Regions from separate parts of the Homo sapiens genome. Here region 1 is linked to region 2. A link is a loop called in an ENCODE intact Hi-C map of the cell type or tissue named here. Cell type or tissue: heart right ventricle. All regions are shown on one strand. Links, peaks and the distances in the headings refer to the core of each region. The heading gives the core; the rest is flanking DNA.

The links. A loop is a pair of places that touch in the nucleus more often than their neighbours do. Peaks named below come from ENCODE experiments on the same cell type or tissue, not always from the same donor. Only the 100,000 strongest peaks of a DNase experiment are listed, where the experiment ranks them.
Region 1: a loop joins it to region 2, with 3 times the contacts of the local background. A loop is called at or near these places in 11 of 110 quality-filtered maps.

What each region holds. Positions count from the first base shown.
Region 1 is chr2:191,812,826-191,823,015 of GRCh38, reverse strand. It overlaps LOC729254 (hCG2045843), which reads right to left. Exons shown (of 5, transcript NR_157850.1): 4 at 8,577-8,673; 5 at 2,767-3,055. Among named protein-coding and RNA genes, the nearest start is that of CAVIN2-AS1, 29 kb to the left of the region's middle. In heart right ventricle, for the core only: no CTCF peak of the experiment used is centred there; no DNase peak of the experiment used is centred there; H3K4me3 peaks cover 626 bases; H3K27ac peaks cover 1,020 bases.
Region 2 is chr2:191,903,051-191,913,240 of GRCh38, reverse strand. The region is part of intron 1 of CAVIN2-AS1 (CAVIN2 and TMEFF2 antisense RNA 1); the gene reads right to left. Among named protein-coding and RNA genes, the nearest start is that of CAVIN2, 61 kb to the right of the region's middle. RefSeq lists a silencer at 5,824-6,118. In heart right ventricle, for the core only: a CTCF peak has its summit at 5,533; no DNase peak of the experiment used is centred there; H3K27ac peaks cover 946 bases.

The DNA.
Region 1 (10,190 bases), core at 933-8,932, 90 kb after region 2:
CTTCCTCTTATCCACTGATTTTTTTTCTCCTTGCCAGATTCTAATTGTAGAAACTACTACTAGAGATGCCTAAGCTAATCAAGGTCAAAATTTTAACTCCCACAGGATTTTAAAATTTCAAATATCATTGAATTTCTTTTCAGTAAATCTTACAAATACATGTTAGAGAACAAAACATTCCAATAACATAGTATATTGAAATATAAAATCTGTAGTTAATTTTTGTATTTCCAGTTGCTGCTTGGTAAGCAAGCTTAAAGAAAAGCATACTGTCAGTGCCACCATTCTTGTTTTTAAAAATTTGACATATGTTTCCATTTCGATAAAGACAGTTATAAAATGCATTATGGTCATAGGAAAGAGAATAGAACAATTCAGATTTTCTGATGTATTTTTCTTTTAACTCACCAAGTATTGCTTTCCTCCTATCAAAGAGGGATAGGAAGTACCTAACTTTGAGAGACGCCTCTTCTGTGATCTAACCCTTTAAAGTGGGATGACAATCCTGTGGCAGGCAGGGAAAGGATATTTATTGAAAAAGGACATTAGCAACTAGAATAGTTACCTCTACTTTCTCAGTAATAAATGGCAAATTCCAAGCCTTAAGCCTTTTTGTTTGGAAATTCAACAACAATAACAGAATGAGTTCATCTTTCCTTAAGATCCAGTGGCCTTTTTGAAACAGAATCCCAGGAAAATAATCTTAGGATGTGAAATTCTGTGAATTTTACAAATAAACCGTAAATTACATAAAATTAAAAGCAATTTCCTGGCTTTTCAGCACTGACCTTCTAATGGATGCATCCCAGTCACAGATCAAATGGCAAAAACTTTACATCCTACAAATCCAGCAAAAATCACTTGTAAACATGAAGACATTGGACCCAAATGAACATCAAATGTCTAAATAGAAAACAGCAAGAACCTGCTTGCTTTAGGAATGTTTTAGGATAGAAGATGTTGATTATAAATAAGCAATAACATGGTAGAAACAAAAAGCCAATTTGTTTAGAGCAAAATATAGTATTGAGAATCAGTAACATCCAATTCAGTGCATCAGTCAATATGTTTGGACATTATGTTTGATACAAAGCACAATTGTGAAGTGGGTGAAGGATTCCAACTCTTCCACTGTGCAATCATGTATCCTTGCCCCACCCAACATAAATAATAATGCCTTTCAAATATTTCCGTTCCCTGTATCCTTTGCCATCACCTCTCTGTTCTGCTTTTCTAAGCAGCAGGGTCAACCTGGCATTTCCTGGAGGACTGCACCTGTCAGCTGGAATCACCGTTCTTCCAATTGCTGAATCAGCCCACCCTCATACCACTAGCTGGTAGTGATACAAGGAGACCTTCAAATTCTGTGAATTTTGTGTCCGGATTAGAACAGGCTGTAGGCCAATTTCTTTAAAACCAGAACAGATTTTCAGACATTTATACAATCACATTTCTAATTACAGAGGGCCCAGAAAATACATATCATTTCAGACTTGAATGGACTATTTGATTCCAAGCAAAAATCTTTTATTTTGTCACCCAGATGACTACCATATACTAAGGCCATCATAATTATTCCTATTGTGGCAGAACATTGTTCTAACTTGAAAAGCCAAGCTTTTAAGAGGAGTTCTGTAAATAGAGTTGAATACTAGACAAACTAAAAAAATGAAAAAGAGGCAAGTAGGAATCAGTCATAGGGTTCAAATTTTCAACCTTTGTGACTTTGATCCTTTGCCAACCATGATTTTTCCACGTAAGCTGATGGATAAAGGCTACACAGAGAACACTGCTGAACTGAAAGAACTTTTCTTATTGAAGAAAAGACTTCAACCTGAACTGAAAGAACTTTTCTAATTGAAGAAAAGACTTCAGCAATTCAGAGAGAATAGTCTATCATTTTTCAAGAGAATTCTAGTTAACAATGATATTATGTTATTGAATCCATTAAGAAAGATATATGAGCAAACTCACTCTTTTAGTTCTGGGCACACTGGAATCAGAGCCTCAGACGGAAGTTCTGGTGCATAAGGTTTAGTGAAGCCGTGCTCTTCAGAGAAAGCCAGCAGAGTGGGGTGCAAAGCGGGAGAGGAGAGAGGAAAGAGCTCAGCAAGGATGTGGTCCCGTACAAAGGCCAGTCTTGACCTGATCCAGGGGATCACACCACAAAATTATGGCCCTCACCTTCGATGTAAGGGGGCCATTTGTAGTCCCACATTCATCAGTCATTGGCTGCCCTTAGTTGGGGCGAGGAGCATGACCTCCTGGGAGATGCAGCTGCCATTCGCAATTCTCTAAAAATAGGGGGCAGCTGTGGGTCATTAGAAGTCTACACTCACAGCAATTGGAGAAGGGAGTGATGGGCTGGGTAAGGGATCCAGGCAGGGCACCACAGCATCTACTACACTTGCTAATTGCAGATCACTCAGCAATTAGAAAACCACCTGGGCTCTGTAAAATGTTAGACAGACTGGAAAGGGTCACCTCTGGCATCAACAGGTGAAGTCATTGGGATGAAATGGCTGGCAATCTTACCCGGGTGCGCTTAATTGTATTATACTCCATGCTTTGTGCTTCCTTTGCTTGTTAACAATCTACAGCCTCTGACATAATGTATCCTTAACCTATTTTGGTGTTCTTAATTCAGAATTATTTCTTCTTCCCGCATGAAGAAAAAGCTGCCAGTTTTGAGAATATCCATTAAGTTAAGGGCACAAAGCAGAACGTTAACATTCAACTTGAAGAGAAAGAAAGAGACTTTATACATCACAAAGCACAATTCTGTTTTAATGGAAGAATGAAGTTTCAGATGGAGAGATGTGGGGACAGAGAAAGAAGTTACCTTCTTTGTACAATTTTTATTTGCATTTGACGAGTGGTGTTCCATGGGAATCCTTTACCCTGTAAAAAATGTCCACCTCTGCTGTTAGTTTGTGATGCTCCCCATTTCTCAAACACGAGCATTTAGAAATTCCAAACTCTCTGATTCTTTTTCCTCCCCGACCTTGTGCTAGAACTGGAGTGATCTACATTTTCTCTGTTGCTCTGTGATATTCTGAAACAATCAAAATAAATTGAATCTTTTATTACCCAATAGGTAGATCAGAAATAAGAACCCAAGGCTGGTTAACAATAAATCTGGTGGTATCTTTACCCAGGTGGGTATTTTGAAGCCACAGAAAAACTCAGACATGTCATTTTGTACTTCCAACTTTCTCCTTCTCTATTTTGAGGTGATTAATTTCCTCTGGATATCTAGAGAACAAGATGGCTTTATATTTCAGTTCATTATAAAAACAGAAAAAGAAAGAAAAGATTTGCCTATCTCCATAGGAAAGTCGATTTCTTTCTTTTTTGACCTAATCAATGAGAAGGCATTAAATATAATGGTTTCAAAATCTTAACTAGAAATGCCAGTTTGGCCACAAAAGGCTTTGTTAAAAGGGCATGTAGGAATCCATGGAGAGGGTCATCATTATAATAATCCACTCAAGATGATTTGATTTCTATAGCTCCAAGTCTTGATATTTGTCCTGGATTCTGCAGCCAGCCAAGGCAGTGGGAGATTTTCTTCTGAAGCAAACAAATCTCCCTGTTTCGTACTGATTCAACCTAATTCTAGCCACCCAGCCTACACATTATATATTTCCTATTTTGAGAAAAAACAGTCCTGGAACAGGGAGTGGGCAGTGGACTCAATTCTTTTTTCCACTAAATTGAGACACCTTACAGATAAGAAAAGCCACATTTTCTGTGAAGGGGAAGAAGCAGAATACTTGCTGCAGTGAAAAATCACAAACCAGGAACCAGAGGATAAGAGGAGAATGGCAGATTAACTTCCGGTTACAGGACAGCCGTAAGCTCTTACAAGGCTCCCTCTGGCATCCGCCTCTAATTCCTAGGCTGTATACACATCCATAAAGAAATAGTTTCCCAAAAGTAGACTCATCTGGGAGTAAAATGTCAGCTTTGCAAGGCTTCTGACCCTGCCCTCCCACAATCAGGCAAGACCCTCAAGTTATAATTAGCTTCATTGACCCTTCAGTCTCTCCGTTTTTGCATGGCCAATTCACTGCTATTTATATCGGGGCTCAGTGGCGATTTTTGTGGCCACAACTGCGTTCTGACCTTCTCCAGAGAGGATACTGAGGGTCAGGACAGTTTTGTTCATGTTTGGATAGAGTTAATACATCATCTCTAGGATTAGAATTCTAGTTTGAAAGAGTGAATGGTAGCTTTGGTTTTATTTTTGGTACAAGAGAATAAGGCTTTGCTTTTAATATTTGAATTTAGGTGTGGGGGTCAGTAAATACATTTATGAAATGCCAGTTAGAAGGAGAGAGAAGGTGTAGAAAATGAAAAGTGGGGGAAAACTTCCCACTAGAATTTTGCCAGAATTTATAGAAGTCTGAGGTTAGAACTGACTTTCTAAGTTAACATTAATACAGACTTACCTCTTTAACGAGCCTAAGTTCAGTCTCATAACAAAGAGTTTCAGCTCTTCAGAAATATAATTTTAAAAAAATGCAAGGTAGGTGGGCAAAAGCACTAAAGCCAGAGGCACATCCTCCTTGCTAATAAAATTAGCTGACATTTATTTTGTATTTGCAGGTGCCAGGTACTGTTAAGAGTCCAATGCTAGGGTGAAGTGTTATCACTTCCAGAACACAATCTCCACACTAGTCAGTGGGACTGAAGCCCAGCTGTAACAATTGCTAGCTGTGTGCCCTGCAAAAATGTATTTAACCTCTCTATGCTTCTGGTTGTTTTTTTTTTCAGCTGTAAAATTGGTGTTAGAAATAATCCTCACCTCATTTCAATTTAAGATCGTGAACAGATATCCACATTCTCAACTTCATTACAGCATTATTTACAAAGCCAAAATGTAGAAACAACCTAAACATCTATAGGTGGATAAATGGTTTTTTAAAGTGTGGTATATACATACAATAAAAATAGTATTCAGCTTTTAAAAAAAAAAAGAAGGAAATCCTGCCACTTCTGATAACATGGATGAATCTTGAGGACATTATCCTAAGTGAAATAAACTAGTCATAGAAAGAGAAACATTATATTATTTGACTTACATAAAGTATCTAGAATAGTCACATTCAGACTAGAAACAGAGAGAAGAACAGTGGTTGCCAAACCTTCAGGGAGGGAGAAATGAGGAATTATTGTTCAATGGGTGTAGAGTTTTAGTTACGCAAAATGAATCAGTTCTAGAGACCTGCCCTCCAGTGTTGTGCCTATTGTTAACAATAACGTGTTGTACACTTAAAAATGTATTAAGGCGGTAGATCTCATTTTAAATTTTTTTACTACAATTTTTTTTTGAAAACTGAAAATACTAAATCCCTACTTCACAAGATGCTATAAAGTTAAATCAGTTAGTGCATGTAAAACACCGGCACAGAACCTGGCACCGGGAAAGAGCTTATATAAATGTTGGTTATTACTATTATCCACTCATTAAATGAAAAAGTGGAGGTTTAAAAGGGTAATTTGTTCAAGGTCATGCAGGGAAAGATGGGCAAAGCTGAGATTTGAATGCAGGTGGTCTAGCTCAAAGTCCATGTGCTTTTGCGGTAAACCTTAACACCTCCCTGATAAGCACATCCCCAAGGACTCAATGTGATTGGACTCAGCCCTACCTGATGTGGCAGAAGCAGCACAGCAATCAGACACCCATGGGTTCCTTTTGGCCAACAGCTTGTGGCAGACCATGAGTCTAAGAATTAGTAGCTACTACAAAGGCTGATGGGCTGATGGTGCCACAAATTTGAAGACAGTGGGAAGGAAGACCCTCAATTCTCCACGAAAAGACTTGAGGTGGGAAAGGTTCTTGGCTAAAACTAGATTTCTCTCATGTGAAATTAAGGTATGATTATGAAATTAAAAAAAAAACTCATGAATTTACAGCTTTTGTGAGGGCATAATATTTCACTTAAAGCAAAGAGAAATTACCTTTTGTGGTAGATGGGTACCCATGTTCCTAAATAATCATTTTATCCTCAAGTTGTGCCCAATACTATATCATACCATGTCTCATTTCATCTCTATTGAAACACCATGAAGTAGAAATTATTAGCTTTGTTTTATGAATGAGAAAATAGAGAGGTTAAATAACAAGATCACAAAATGGCAGAGCTAGAATTTGGACCCACGTCTGCCCGTCCTAAAACCCAGTGTTTTAACTGTGAAACCAATACTGCCTTGTTGCTTGTGGTTGTGGTGATCTGTTTATGTACAAAAATCACAGTAAGGAATATTTAGATAAGGCTCTCTCCTTATACAATAGTATGACCTTAGCATGGCTTGTTACATATAGAAGAAACCTAATAAATGTTTTTATTTTTTTTCTTCTAACCATACACTTGCAACGTACCTTGGAATTTTAAGTGATTTGTACTTCTTTTCTATTAAGCAAAGCTAAGAAAGGCATTATTACTCCCACTTTAACTGGTGGGAATTCTGAGACTTATAAAAGTGACTTGCTCCAGCCTTAAAGTTTTGAAGTAGCGTCTTATCTCTAGTCCCCTGGGCTTTTTCCTACACTTCATTCTCTACTTTTGGAAACATTTTCCAGAATAGGTGATTAGAGGGTATAGAAATACAATAAATTTTCTATAAATATAAATAATTTGTATCAAGAGGCGAATACTTTAGATTCCATATAGGTGAACCAAGAACATTTCCTGAAACCCTGTCTCCACTAAAAATACAAAAATTAGCCCAGCATGGTGGCACGTGCCTGTAGTCCCAACTACTCAGGAGGCTGAGGCAGGAAAATCGCTTGAAGCCAGGAGGCAGAGGTTGCAGTGAGCCGAGATTGCGCCATTGCACTCCAGCCTGGGTGATAGAGCAAGACTCCGTCTCAAAAAAAAAAAAAAAAAAAAAAAAAAAACACATTTCCATGGAGAAAATCTGTGAACATATGAGGCTCCCAAGACTGATAGATGCCCTTGGGTTCTGTCCTGTCTATCCCTAAATAGACTGCAAATACTATGGGGTTTGCAGGCTTCAGGCTGCTAGATGGCCAAAAGTGCCTCTAAGCTGTTGGTGGGAGAATTAAAAGGTTAAAAGGGAAGCAATGGTAGAGAAAGTGTAGTAACTGGGAGACTGCATTATGGTGTTTGTTTGTTTGTTTTTGTTTGTTTGTTTGTTTTGAGACAGAGTTTCACTCTTGTTGCCCAGGCTGGAGTGCAATGGCGCGATCTCGGCTCACTGCAACCTCCGCCTCCTGGGTTCAAACGATTTTCCTGCCTCAGCCTCCCAAGTAGCTGGGACTACAGACATGCAGCACGACATCCGGATAACTTTGTATTTTTAGTAGAGACAGGGCTTCACCATGTTGGTCAGGCTGGTCTCGTACTCTTGACCTCAGGTGATCCACCAGCCTCGGCCTCCCAAAGTGCTGGGATTATAGGCGTGAGCCACCGTGCCCAGTTTATGTTTATTTTCTATGAGGGGATTAAAGCAAAAGGGAAAAAAAAACAAACACAGCCAAATGTCTGCTACACAGCCATATACACAATGGCAAGCTCCTTAGCATAGAGCCATTTATCATTTATATGTACCTCAACTTTAGCTTTGAATTGAATACTCAAAATTAAAAAATAATAATAATAAACAAAAAAAGGCCTCATTTTCCCTGTCTTTCTACAGGATCAGGAGAGGGGAAAGGTAAGTTTGCAAGAAAAAAAGCTTTGATTTCCTGCACATATTTATGCAGGAAGAAAAATGTCTTCACTGCCATCTCCAGACAAGAGCACCCTGTGCCGGTCAAGAACTTGTGTTTCATCATAGGCACTCAAGACATGCTTATTGGATGAGGAACCTGGGGCTCTTAAACTGATGGAGATGGCATCAGTCCTGCTCTGGAGGGACTTGCAATTGAAAACTTCTGACATTAACCCAGACAAAAATGGACAAGCTATCTAGATAATGCACTCAGAACTTTGAGCAATCAAATAAATATCCAGTTTGATTTTTTTTACATCACTTATAGTCACAAACTGCTTAATTTCCAACCATTCTATGGGTAACCTTAGTTCACAGACTACTAAAATAAAGTCACAGTACATTATGAAAAATGCCCTTCAGCAACATAAATAAGAAGCCATTTTTGACTGGAGATGAGTAGAATGTTTTAAAGATGCATTAGGAGGCATCTGTGAGTGAATCTCACATAAGAATTTCCTCTCGATTATTTTGAAAGGTAAGTAAAATCGGCAGCTACACTAGTCTCCAATTGGACATAGATTTAATTATTCTGGCTAGCTCAGAAGAGATCTAATGGTTCTAATGGATTCTTAAAGTTTCCTAAGTGGTTCTCCACACTTGGCTGTGTCCAGTCACAATGGACTTAATGACACACGTGTGGAAATGGAGCCACGATGGGGGTGGAAAACCCCACAGACACTGTCTGACAACTTTGCTTCCTGGCATTCCAAGATCTGCCACACCAGCTGATGTTACACCCTGATGTGCCCTTGTGTCCCTTTATGTTAACTTCCTATAATTTCTCATTCTTCTTCTGTAGTATTTCCACGATACCTTTTGATGGAACCTACCACACAATCACTTAGGCTTATTTTCTGTTGTTGAAACTCTTCTTGTGAAAGTCTTCTGGGACTGCTGGAGAGCCTACTTACATCACGGTGAAAAGGACTAAAACATAACGAAAAGAGAAATGAGTTTGTAAATGCAGTCTGGAGAGGTCAGACTAAATATTTTGTTAAAGATGGTCTCAGGAGTAATATTTGTTCATGAGGCAGACATGAACGTTTCCACTAAGAATCAATAGTGAGCCCATTTGCACTGCGCTTAGTGTTCAAAGTGTTTCTGTGCACCTCGCGCACTTTCTCTCTATAAATAAATATCAGTGGTGGTGGCTGTCTGTGTTTCAAAATGCTGCTGCCGGTCATGTTGTTATCCCTGCCTGAGAGTGGAGCTGAAAAGACCAATGCATCGCTATCCATCTTTTGTAGCCTGCATTCAAGCAAAGGTTTTCCTGGTATGGCAGTTCTAATTGCACTTTGCTTCTCGTCTTTTAACTCCACAGTCTGTCTGATGCTCTGAAGCCTCTGTTTGGAACAAGACACCCTATTTCTGCAGGCTAACCACCCACCTCCCAGAAAATTCTGATGATTTTGTTTCCCAATATTCCAAAGCCCTGCAGACCAAATGATGGGACACTTCTGGGTTCCTGTATATTATATCTTCTGCCTGATCCCCTTACAGATGTCAGCCTCTCTCAGCACAAATCCTGGGACTGCTTCCTTTATTTCCCTTCCATACTTGTTCTGGCCAATGAAACAATGTTATAGCAAACAATTCTTCAAAAGAGAGAGAGTATGGCATAGTCGGAGGGGCATGGACAGACCTTGGTTTAATTCCCAACTTGGCTACATACTTGGCAAATTAATCAACTTCTTTAAGCTTCAGTTATCTTATATATCAAAACAGTATAATAATGCCCAGCTTGAATGAGTGTCATAAAGATTAAAGTAATACCTGGAAAGGACCTGGCTCATAATGGGCAGGCTATAGGGGAACCATCGTTACTTAATCCTGATAAAACTCGCCAAGTTCTAGAAGAAGATACCACATTAGTTAGGAAGCTGGTGAAATAAGCTATTTGTAGACTGCAGATGATTTGACAGGGGGCTTGAACCCATGCTTACTTTGTCCATCTAACATTTGAAGAATAGCCTGACCTTTCTAACTGACTTTTGGGATTTCCCAATGTCTCTCAGTACATCTTTGGACAGTATGCCGGCCAGTAGCAGAATTCAGCAGCAGATTTACAACAGTCTATTCCTGATGGAAATCTTTGACTGGAGCAAACTAGAATATGACCCTTTTCTCCTTCAAGTTTATCATCAATCAATGGTGCTCTGCCAGCTCTCTATAAAGGGGATCCTAACCTCCTTTCGCCCTTACACTTCAAGAAAAGATAGGCAGCAACGAGGAGTTCCTGTGAGGTAAGTCTGCAAGGACTTCCTAGCGCGTGGAACAAGGATAAGCACCCAATAAGCACTCAAGAAGCACTGGACACAAGGAAGAATGAATGAATGACTTTATGTCCTAGTGAAAGAATTTCCTGTGGACCTGAAAATATTGGTGTGCCCACAAGTCCTTACATTCTCACATGTTTGAACATAACTCTGTAAAATAATACTGAA
Region 2 (10,190 bases), core at 882-8,881:
ACTGGTGGTGGCAAAGCTGTTGGGGGTTATTTAAAGAAAAAAAATTGTCAGACATTGATTCCAATACTCAGATTCCCAGGAATCCTGGCTGGCATATTCAAAACAAGCCGTGATCTTTAGCTGTTCTGTGTGCTTCTCAGGCGCAGACTGCCTGGATGATGCAAATACAGGTGAAGCTGCCTGAAAGCATTAGCAAGAACCACTGAAGTCCTTAACTCCATCCAAGCTCTTCACTCTACAGGGAACAGCTTGAGGCTTTGTATGATGCCCAGAGTCAAAAGTTCATTCTCTCTTGGGAATATTGGCAGCCATGGCTCCTGAAGAGAACAGAGCCACAGTCAGCAAAGCAAAAACGTTTTGCCAGGTCCTCACTGTTTTGCCTTAGATGTCAATGAGAATGCTGTGAACAGAATGCAAGCCTGATAAATTATACCTGTTTTTAAATTAATAGTACCCTGAAATGATGACTAGAATACAGTATATATTAGATAAGATGAACATTAGGTGGTGCCGAGCTATTTAAAGAAAAAATGAACACGTTTAACTCCAGTGCAGCTCTCCTGGAAGTGTAAACTCACTTACATAATAAATATTCGTTGAGTGCTTACTTTGTGTGTAGGTGATAGGAATACAATGGCGAACAAGGCTTGCCCTTGTCCTTTAAGTGTGGAAATGAAGAATTCAATAAATAAATTCTTCCAAGATTTTTCTAGGTCTCAAACGTCTGCAAGGAAAATAAGAGAAAATGTCATATAAACGGAATGTGGCTATCTCCATTTGTACTTCCAGAGGAGTTGGCGGGGGGGCGGTGGCAGCGATATAACTCACCTAATCAGACAGAAAGGAGAATGGGTGGGACATGGAATCATTAGTGCACTGTTTAGCAGAGTACGTTGGTGAATAACAGCCATGCAGCTGAATCCCAAGCACAGCTTATGGGTAGGAAGAGAGAGAGCTGGATTGCTCACTATAAATCAGTATGAGAAAATACTATTTTTCTTTTTGGAGTGGCTGAAAGGCAGCACAGAGAGGAAAGACAGAGGGGGCCAAAAAACATAGCAGGTGCCCAGTACTCACGTTGAGAGAAATGGCTGAAGAACTTCTTCAAGAGCCCAATGTTCAATTGTTGATTATCTAACTATGGAATGCCATATAACTTCTCTCACCATTACCCATCTCTTTAGTAAAACGCTACCACCCACAGCTGCTCCCCAGAGTGATATTTTAGGACTAAGAGCAAAGAATTAAGGGGAAGAAACTGCATCCTATGTCTGAGTTGATACTAGGGCAAAGATAAAGAAACACCCAGAAGACACAATAAACAAAAATCCAGCATCAGTAAGATAGCAAAGCCCAAGATGACTAAATGAAGCACAAATCCCTGAGCACTGCAAAACTCCTAGAGCAGTTATTGGATTTCCCTTAAGACATGGGGTAGAGGTTCTTAAGAGCAGCAGGTGATATCTGGATTACTACTCCTGAAGGGCAGGACCACGTCTTTGTCTTTGTGTATCACATAATGCCTCTACAGGCACTAGTACAAACCTCCTAGGAAGAACTTATGAAAGTTTGTTGAATAATTTATAATGGTGAGATGAAATCTCAGCTCCTAACTGCCAAATAGGGAACAGGGACTTCCCAGGGGCCTTCAAGTATGAAACACAGGAGCTGCTGTGTTTGCAGGTAACTGCCCCAAGACCCTGATTTGAGGGGCTGCTAGCCAGAAACTTCTTTATCGGTCAGCCCCAGATTGAGATTCCCACCACTAGGGATTTTGTGGTAGACTTAAGACTTAAGAGATCCAAAAGCAATGCCTTCATAACTAGTTCTCACAACCCAGCACAGGGAAAACTCCCATCACTGTATGAAAAGGTTTTCAAACTCAGTCTTAAAAGACTCATTATCGGCCGGGCACAGTGGCTCACGCCTGTAATCACAGCACTTTGGGAGGCCGAGGCAGGCGGATCACCTGAGGTCAGAAGTTCGAGACCAGCCTGGCCAACATGGTGAAATCCCGTCTCTCCTAAAAATACAAAAATTAGCTGGGCGTGGTGGCAGGCACCTGTAATCCCAACTATTGGGGAGGCTGAGGCAGGAGAATCGCTTGAACCTGGGAGGCAGAAGTTGCAGTGAGCCGAGATCGCACAATTGCACTCCAGTCCGGGGGACAAGAGTGAGACTTTGTCTCAAAAAAAAAAAAAAAGACTCATTATCTCATTTTTGTTATTTGAATTTGAAAACAGCAAAGAGCAACTTAGTAGTTCTTTGGGTTATGAGTGATGCTGAAGGCAGAGTCATCATGTCAGAAGAAAAAAAAACAAATAGTATTTTATAAAAGGTAAATATACTCTTACACAGAATTATTTCTGTACTAGTGAGATGATGTCTAAAGGCAAGTGAGGTTTCTGATGCTTAGTCAGTCTCTGATTCACTGAGCACATGCTATGCTATGCAGAGAAGGAAAATAATGTGAACAAGATAGAAGTGGTCTTGTCTTTGTGGTGATAGCATTATAATGCGAGATACGGTAAAGGGGAAATTATGACATGGAATTTATGACACAGAACAGGAAGTGTCATACTGGGGGAATATAGAATGAGAAGAGAGTTTGTAATCAGGGACTAGGTCAGATTCCAGGTCTAGGACAACCTTTGAGAAGAACTAACTTGTAACATGAGACCTAAATGAGGAAAAGAACATGCCAAGAAGAGTCAGTGAGAAGTTGGAAGAGTGTCCTAGAAAGAGGGAAAAGCATTTTCTGGAACAGAGAACCAGACTGAACACAGGGTCAATTCACCAACAAAGCACAAGCAACAAAAGTTCTATTTCTATTTTTCAATCTAGCGTTTTCAAAACAGATCAAAGTAAAAATCATTGAAAAAAAATCACTCCTTTCTTAGGCTGACTTACTGGCTGAAATGTATTTTACAGTCTTGAATTGTTTTTATTTTGAATCACAAAAGTGAGGTCCCACAGTCTTTTCAGTGCCTAGAACTGGTGGCAATATTGATAGTGGGTGATGTTTGCCGAATATCAGTTATACCCCAGCATTGCTCTGAGTGTTTTATACTCCTTGACTCATTTAAGCCTCACAATAATTCTATTATCATCTGATTTTATAGATGGGAAAACTGAGAGGGAGCAATTAAGTAAGCAGGCTGGGGTCATGATGTTATTAAGTGACAAAGCTGAAATTTGAACCCCTATAGTCTGGTGCCAAAGTCTGGGCTCCTAACTACAAACTTTGTACCCATATGTTGGGGAAGTGAAATAACTTCCCTATGGCTCGTAGACATACCTAAAAGTTGAGGCTAAAGAAAAATTAAGAACAATATCATGAAGGGTCTGATGAGCCCTATCAAGGAGTTGGAACTACTTCATGAGAGAATGAGCCTTTGAAGGTTTTTAAGCATAAAAATGACTATTTGGCTGGGGGCAGTGGCTCAAGACTTTCATCACAGCACCTTGCGTGGCCAAGGTGGGCAGAAAATTTGAGCCCAGGAGTCTGAGACTAGCCTGGGCAACAGGGCAAAACCCCCCATTTCTACTAAAAATACAAAAATTATCCAGGCATGGTGGCTATGATGGTTAATACTGAGTGTCAACTTGATTGGATTGAAGGATACAAAGTATTAATCCTGGGTGTGTCTGTGACGGTGTTGCCAAAGGAGATTAACATTTGAGTCAGTGGGCTGGGAAAGGCAGACCCACCCTTAATCTGGGTGGGCACAATCTAATCAGCTGCCAGCACAGCTAGAATATAAGCAGGCAGAAAAATGTCAAGAGAGAGACTGGCCTAGCCTCCTAGCCTACATCTTTCTCCCATGCTGGATGTTTCCTGCCCTTAAACATCCAAGTTTAATTGAAGACTCCAAGTTCTTCAATTGTGGAACTCAGACTGGCTCTCCTCACTCCTCAGCCTGCAGACAGCCTATTGTAGAACCTTGTGATTGTGTGAGTTAATACCTAGTAAACTCCCATATATATATTCCATATATATAAATACAATATATATATATAGTATATACCATATATACCATATATATAGAGTATATACCATATATACTATATATAGAGTATATATACCATATATACCATATATATGGTATATATACTCTATGGTATATATGGTATATATATGGTATATATGGTATATACTCTATATATGGTATATATGGTATATGCTATATATATGGTATATATGGTATATATGGTATATACTCTATGGTATATATGGTATATACTCTATATATATGGTATATATGGTATATACTATATATATATGGTATTTATATATATGGAATATATATATGGGAGTTTACTAGGTATATATATATATATTCCATTATTTCTGTCCCTCTAGAGAACCCTGATTAATACAGTGGCATATGCCTGTAATCCCAGCTACTTGGGAAACTGAGATGGGAGGATCACCTGAGTGCGGGAGGTGGAGGTTACAGTGAGCTGTGATCATGCCACCGCACTCCACCCTGGACAACAGAATGAGACTCTGTCTCAAAAAAAAAAAAAAAAGAAAAGAAAAGAAAGAAAGAAATGACATAATTTGATTTGCTTTGTACCAAGATCCCTCTGGCTACGAGGAGAACCAATTAGAAAGAACAAGGCCAGCCGGGCACGGCAGCTCATGCCTGTAATCTCAGCACTTTGGGAGGCCGAGGCAGGTGGATCATGAGGTCAGGAGTTCGAGACCAGCCTGGCCAATATGGTGAAACCGCATCTCTACTAAAAAATACAAAAATTAGCCGGGCGTGGTGACAGGCCAAAATTGTGCCACTTTACCCCAGGCTGGGTGACAGAGCAAGACTCCATCTCAAAAAAAATGAATAAAATAAAAGGCCACAGGCAGGGAGACAAGGAGGTGCTAGAAGTAATCCAGGTGAGAGATTGTCACTGCTTGATCCAGAATAGTAGATATTTGAGAGATATTGAGGAGGCAAAAACGACAGAAGTTAGTGACTGGCTGGGGGTGGGGTTGACAGAAAGGGGGAAGTCAAGAATGCTTCCTGCATTTTTGGGTGGAGGGGTAGCACAGGACATACAGAAGGAGCAAGTTAGAGGCAAGACACAAGTTCAGGCCTGGACATGCTCTATGTAGGCGGCCCAATGTTTATCCAGCAGGTGATATCCAGTAGGTAGTTGGATATGAAAATCTAAAATTCAAGAGAGATAATAATTAAAACATGGCAGTAGATAGAGAACCTCTATGGTGGGTGTGCTAGGTGCAAACAAACAAAAGCCAGCAGGGAGAAGAATTCCACAAAAATATAAGAGATTGGTGGAAGAAGAAAAGACCACAAAGGAAACTGGGAACAAGCCGTCAGAGCAGCAGGAAGTCAGAAGTACAATGTTTCACCGAACAAAGAGGAAAAGATGTCAGGAAGGCAGTACAGGTCCATTGCTGCTGAGATTCAGAAGACAAAGGTCTGGAGCGCCCACAGGATATAGCAACAAGGACATTATTAGTGACTTTGCCAAGAGCTGTTTATAGACAGAGTGAAGGAAACAGCCAGGTGGCAGCAAACTGAAGAGAGTATGGGAGAGTATGGGAGGTGAAAAAGTGGAAATGGGCTGTAAATGTCAGGAGGTTTGTGTGGGAGAGGAAAAAAGAAATTGGGTGGAAGAGTAGAGTTGTCATCATCTTTGTCATCTCTTCTGTAACTGTTGCTTTTCCTAGAGACGTCAGCACAAAGACTAATGGAAAAGAGCAGAGAATGGAACGTATTTACAAAGGGAGATCTCAGAGAAGGCAGAGGGGTTGAGAATCCAAGAAGAGAGGGATGCTTTGGCCCAGATGAGAGAAGAGAAGGAGCAAGGGTGGAAGGCAGGCACTGAGTAGGGGCAGAGCAAGAAGCAGAGATTATTTCTGAGTAACAGCTTCTACTTCCTCTGAAATGGGATGCAAGGTTATCTGCTGAGAGAGAGGGAGGACATAGGAGAGGTTTGCAGAGATGATTCATCTCCTTTGCCACCTTCACTGATTATGCATGTGGGTGCTTCATTTTGTCCCTGAAATTACCAATTCACTAACATGGGCTCTTCATGTGTATCCTGCTATTTTTTGAAGGGTTAGTTGAAGTACTAAATATTATAGATGAAATTAGGCTAGACAAAATGGAGTTAAAGAGGTAGATAATGGAGCTTGTCAGAAAAAAAATAAGCAAGATATTTTCCTAATATAAAGCTCCCTTTTAATTGAAATGATAAACCATTTCTGTATAGGATGGGTTTCAGAATCTTCTTGAATATTTGTTTTTGTCTATTCTTACATTCATGTTAGACTTTGGGGTCCCTGTGATATCAATATAGTGAAGTCTACCACAAATAAAAGAGTCTAGCACTAAATACTTGTGAAATGGCAGATTCTTTTGTATCTCCCATATTCTATAAGATATTAAACTTTTCAGATTTGAGCTAAATTTATTTTACTAATCCCGTCTTCATTTTTTGTAAAACTGTCATCAAAAATACAGTACATTATATTGCTGGGATATCCCTTTATTAGATCTCATGCATTAAATTGCATTCAGAATAAAATGCTAAAATGATCTCATTTGAATAATTGATATGCTCCCTCTATCCTGATAACAAATTTTATGCAACTTTTTAGGTCCCCTCTCCTTTGACATAGCCACAGAGAAATTTTTATGTCTACTCAGAGCAACTGTACTTGTCCTTGTAGTTAGCATATATCTCTATTTCCACTTTGTGGTTTCAAATGTCACCTTCTAATCTGTTATCCTGAATTGATGTGTCCCTCCTGGAAATATCCTTTTGGGGTGTGTGATACAAATTAATTAATTAAGAGATCAACTTAACCTTGTGGTTGGTTGAAAGCAATTCAATTTCTCCACGAACACTTATGTGTTTACCTGGTATTCACAGCACATAATGCATTTGTATAAGCTAAATACCCAACTTTGCTCTAAAATCCTGAGCCTACATTGAAAAAAAAATTATCTTGAAAAATTCTCACACATTAGATTGAATTGTGTCCAAATCTACTCATTGGCATTTCAACCTTTTATTAAACCGTAAAACAATGTATAAAGAAAACAAACAAAAGTATAATTCATCAGTGTTCAAAAAAATTGGGGACCTCGGTATTTTGCTACATTTTTTGTTGCCCATTTGACCTGGATGTCTTCGGAAAGTAGCGTTCTAATTTTTCTGAAGATAATTGTAGCCCTGTTTACTTGGATGTTTTTATTCTCCCAAGTGATTTGTTTTACTCAGTTTATACCATTCACCTGCCTCATGTTCTTTTCCAGGAGCCAGCCCATGAAACTGAGAAGTGATACACATCTGGTACCTATAAAAGCAGCATCTGCATTGCCTGCAATAATTAGCATTTTGCTTTACTGTGCATGCTGCTTTGCCTTTATACTGCACCCTGAATCAAATGACTTTAAGACCCTGAATTAGTTAATATACACAACACAGCTCTCTTGCCCAATATCTCCAAAAGATCTGAAGAAATTTTATTCAAATTTAACCAGAAAATGGGTGAAAGTGAAATTAGGCAAGCAAGGCAATAAAGCAACAAGCCTAGAATAAGAACACCTGGAGATGAAAAACCTGGAGCTGCGTTTATAAGCCATGCTACTTCCCTAAGAATTCCTGAGCACTAATGAAAGCAATCAACACTGCACACAGCTTGCCTCCACGCATATCCTGCATGCTGGTGGATTACCAATGCCTTGGATGTGTTCTTCGTGAGAGCATAGAAGAAAGCACAATAAAGGTCAACTATCCCATCGTCCTAGAGTTTCCTTTACATTGAGTGAAACAGGAATGATAGAAATTATTCAAGAATGCCACCTTGTTTTCTCCAGAAGCACTGTGCATTGTTTAAAGGCAATTTTAATAAATGACTCCTAGAGGTTAAAAGTATTATGTTTTGTCTTTGTAAAAAGTCTAATTCGTCTCCCCCTCTATAACGCCTATGCACTGGGGAATGTGAAAAGAATATAGTACATACAAATTCTGTTCTGATTGGTAGAGATGGAATTCAGTAACTTACTTCATTTTGGATCAGGAAATAAGTTATGTCTTCGCTGAAGTTCTGGGTTTAGTAGAATGTAAAGTGCATTTTTAATCTCATTAGCTTTTCCAGAAAGTGGGGCTGTTGTGATGCATTTTAGAATGTTTACTATGTTTATAGGGTGATTCACAACATGCAATTTAAAATATATGAGTTGTTCCAACATCATCTTTTTCCCACTAGGTTGAGACTGTACCCTTATCATGTAAAAAATTTCCGCTATTATTTGGAGTCTATTTCTAAACTTCCTATTTATTCCTCTAATCTGTCTATTTATGCACTGATAGAAAACTGCATTAGGTTCTGAGACTCTACAATAAGTTTAATATCTGGTAGCATTAGTTCCCCTTCAAAGTTTATTTTTTAAAATTTACTATCTATTTATATTTTTCCGTGTATACTTTTGCATCAATATGAATATTTCAAAAAAAATGCCATTAACCTTTTTATTGGGTTGCCAATTTATGAAATAGCTTAGAAAGAATGATACCTTTATTGACTATTCCTGTCCAAAATACAATGTATCTTTCAATTTGCTCAGCAGTATTTTATTGCCTTTCAACAGTACCCCAAACTTTCCTTTACATAGATTACGCACATACTTTATTAAGTGTATTTCTAGGTATTTTATTTTTTATGCTGCTGCTGTATGAGATCTTGTCTATCAGATCTCGCACATAGTTGTTACTTGTATATGAAAGCTACTGATTTATGTCTAAAAACCCGTTACCACACTACCTTATTTAACCTCTTATTGTTTTAGTGTTTCTTTTTCAGTTCATTCTCTTGGGTTTTCCAGGTATAAAATCTTATCTACAAATAGTGTTTTTTTTTTCTGGTAGCTTTAAAATTTTGTACCACTGCTGTCTGTCTTTAGTATAATTTTATGGACTATTCTTCAGTACAAAGTCAAATAAAAGTGTTCATCATGGGAATACGTGTCTCACTCTTGATTAAAGTGAGTGGCATTCCGGAAAAATAATTGAACCCTTATATATGATCCACCTTATATATGATACCTTATGATTATATCAGGACGAAATCCAAATCAATCAAAGGTTTACTTGGAAATAATTAAATCATAGAAGTAAATATGGCAGAATTCCTTTATAAACTTTGTTTCAAGGAGTTCTTTCAAAATCTCATTCAAATTCCAGAAGCCATAAAAGACTGATAAATTTGATTACATTTAAAAAGACTTTTATGTGTTGAAATAAAATAAAAACAAAGGCAAAAGACATAAAACAAACTCTTTTTTAAAAAACTGTATTTACAACTCATTTAACAGAGAAAGAGCTAAATTAAAATATGAAATGCTCCTAAAAATTGATTTAAATAATCAAAGACCAATAACTCAACAAAATAATGGGCAAAGGATATAAACAGACTTCACAGAAAGTGAAATATAAATATCTCACAGTCCTATTAAAAGATAATATCATTCACATTAACAGAAATGCAAATTAAAATGACACTGAAATATCACCTATCAGCATGGGTAGAATCTAAAAGCTTGATAAGACACTATTCTAGTAAGTCATTAGGGAAACATTTTCAAACTTCATTGGTAGGAATTTGAACTGCTGAAATCTTATGAATGAAAGGTTGGCAATATCTATCAATATTACAAATTTAAATACCATCTGACTCAGCTCTTCTGCTTCTAGGAATTTATCCTACAGACGTATTTGCCATGTGCAAAAATGAATAATGTACAAGGTTATTTATTATGGCATTGTTTGTAAGAACAATTGATTGAAAACATTTCTAATGTTTATCTAGAATTGACTGGTTAAATGAATTATTCATAAATGGAATATTACGTAGCTGAACAAAATAATGAAAAGCCATTCGATGTGCAAATTTGAAAATCCTTGAAGACATTGTTGGATGAAAACAAAAATTCAAATGTAAGCCACATATAGAATATCCTGTCTATTTAAGAGAATATTGAGTAATAAGAAAGTATTTATATTTCTATTGGTTTGTGCATGCATAAATTATAGATGCAAACATAGGACACTATTAAAGGTGGCTACTTATGACAGTAGAGTAAAAAACTCAGCAAATTGGAGACAAGAATAGAACAAAGACATTTCACTATATCCTTCCTATCTTTCCTTCTTTC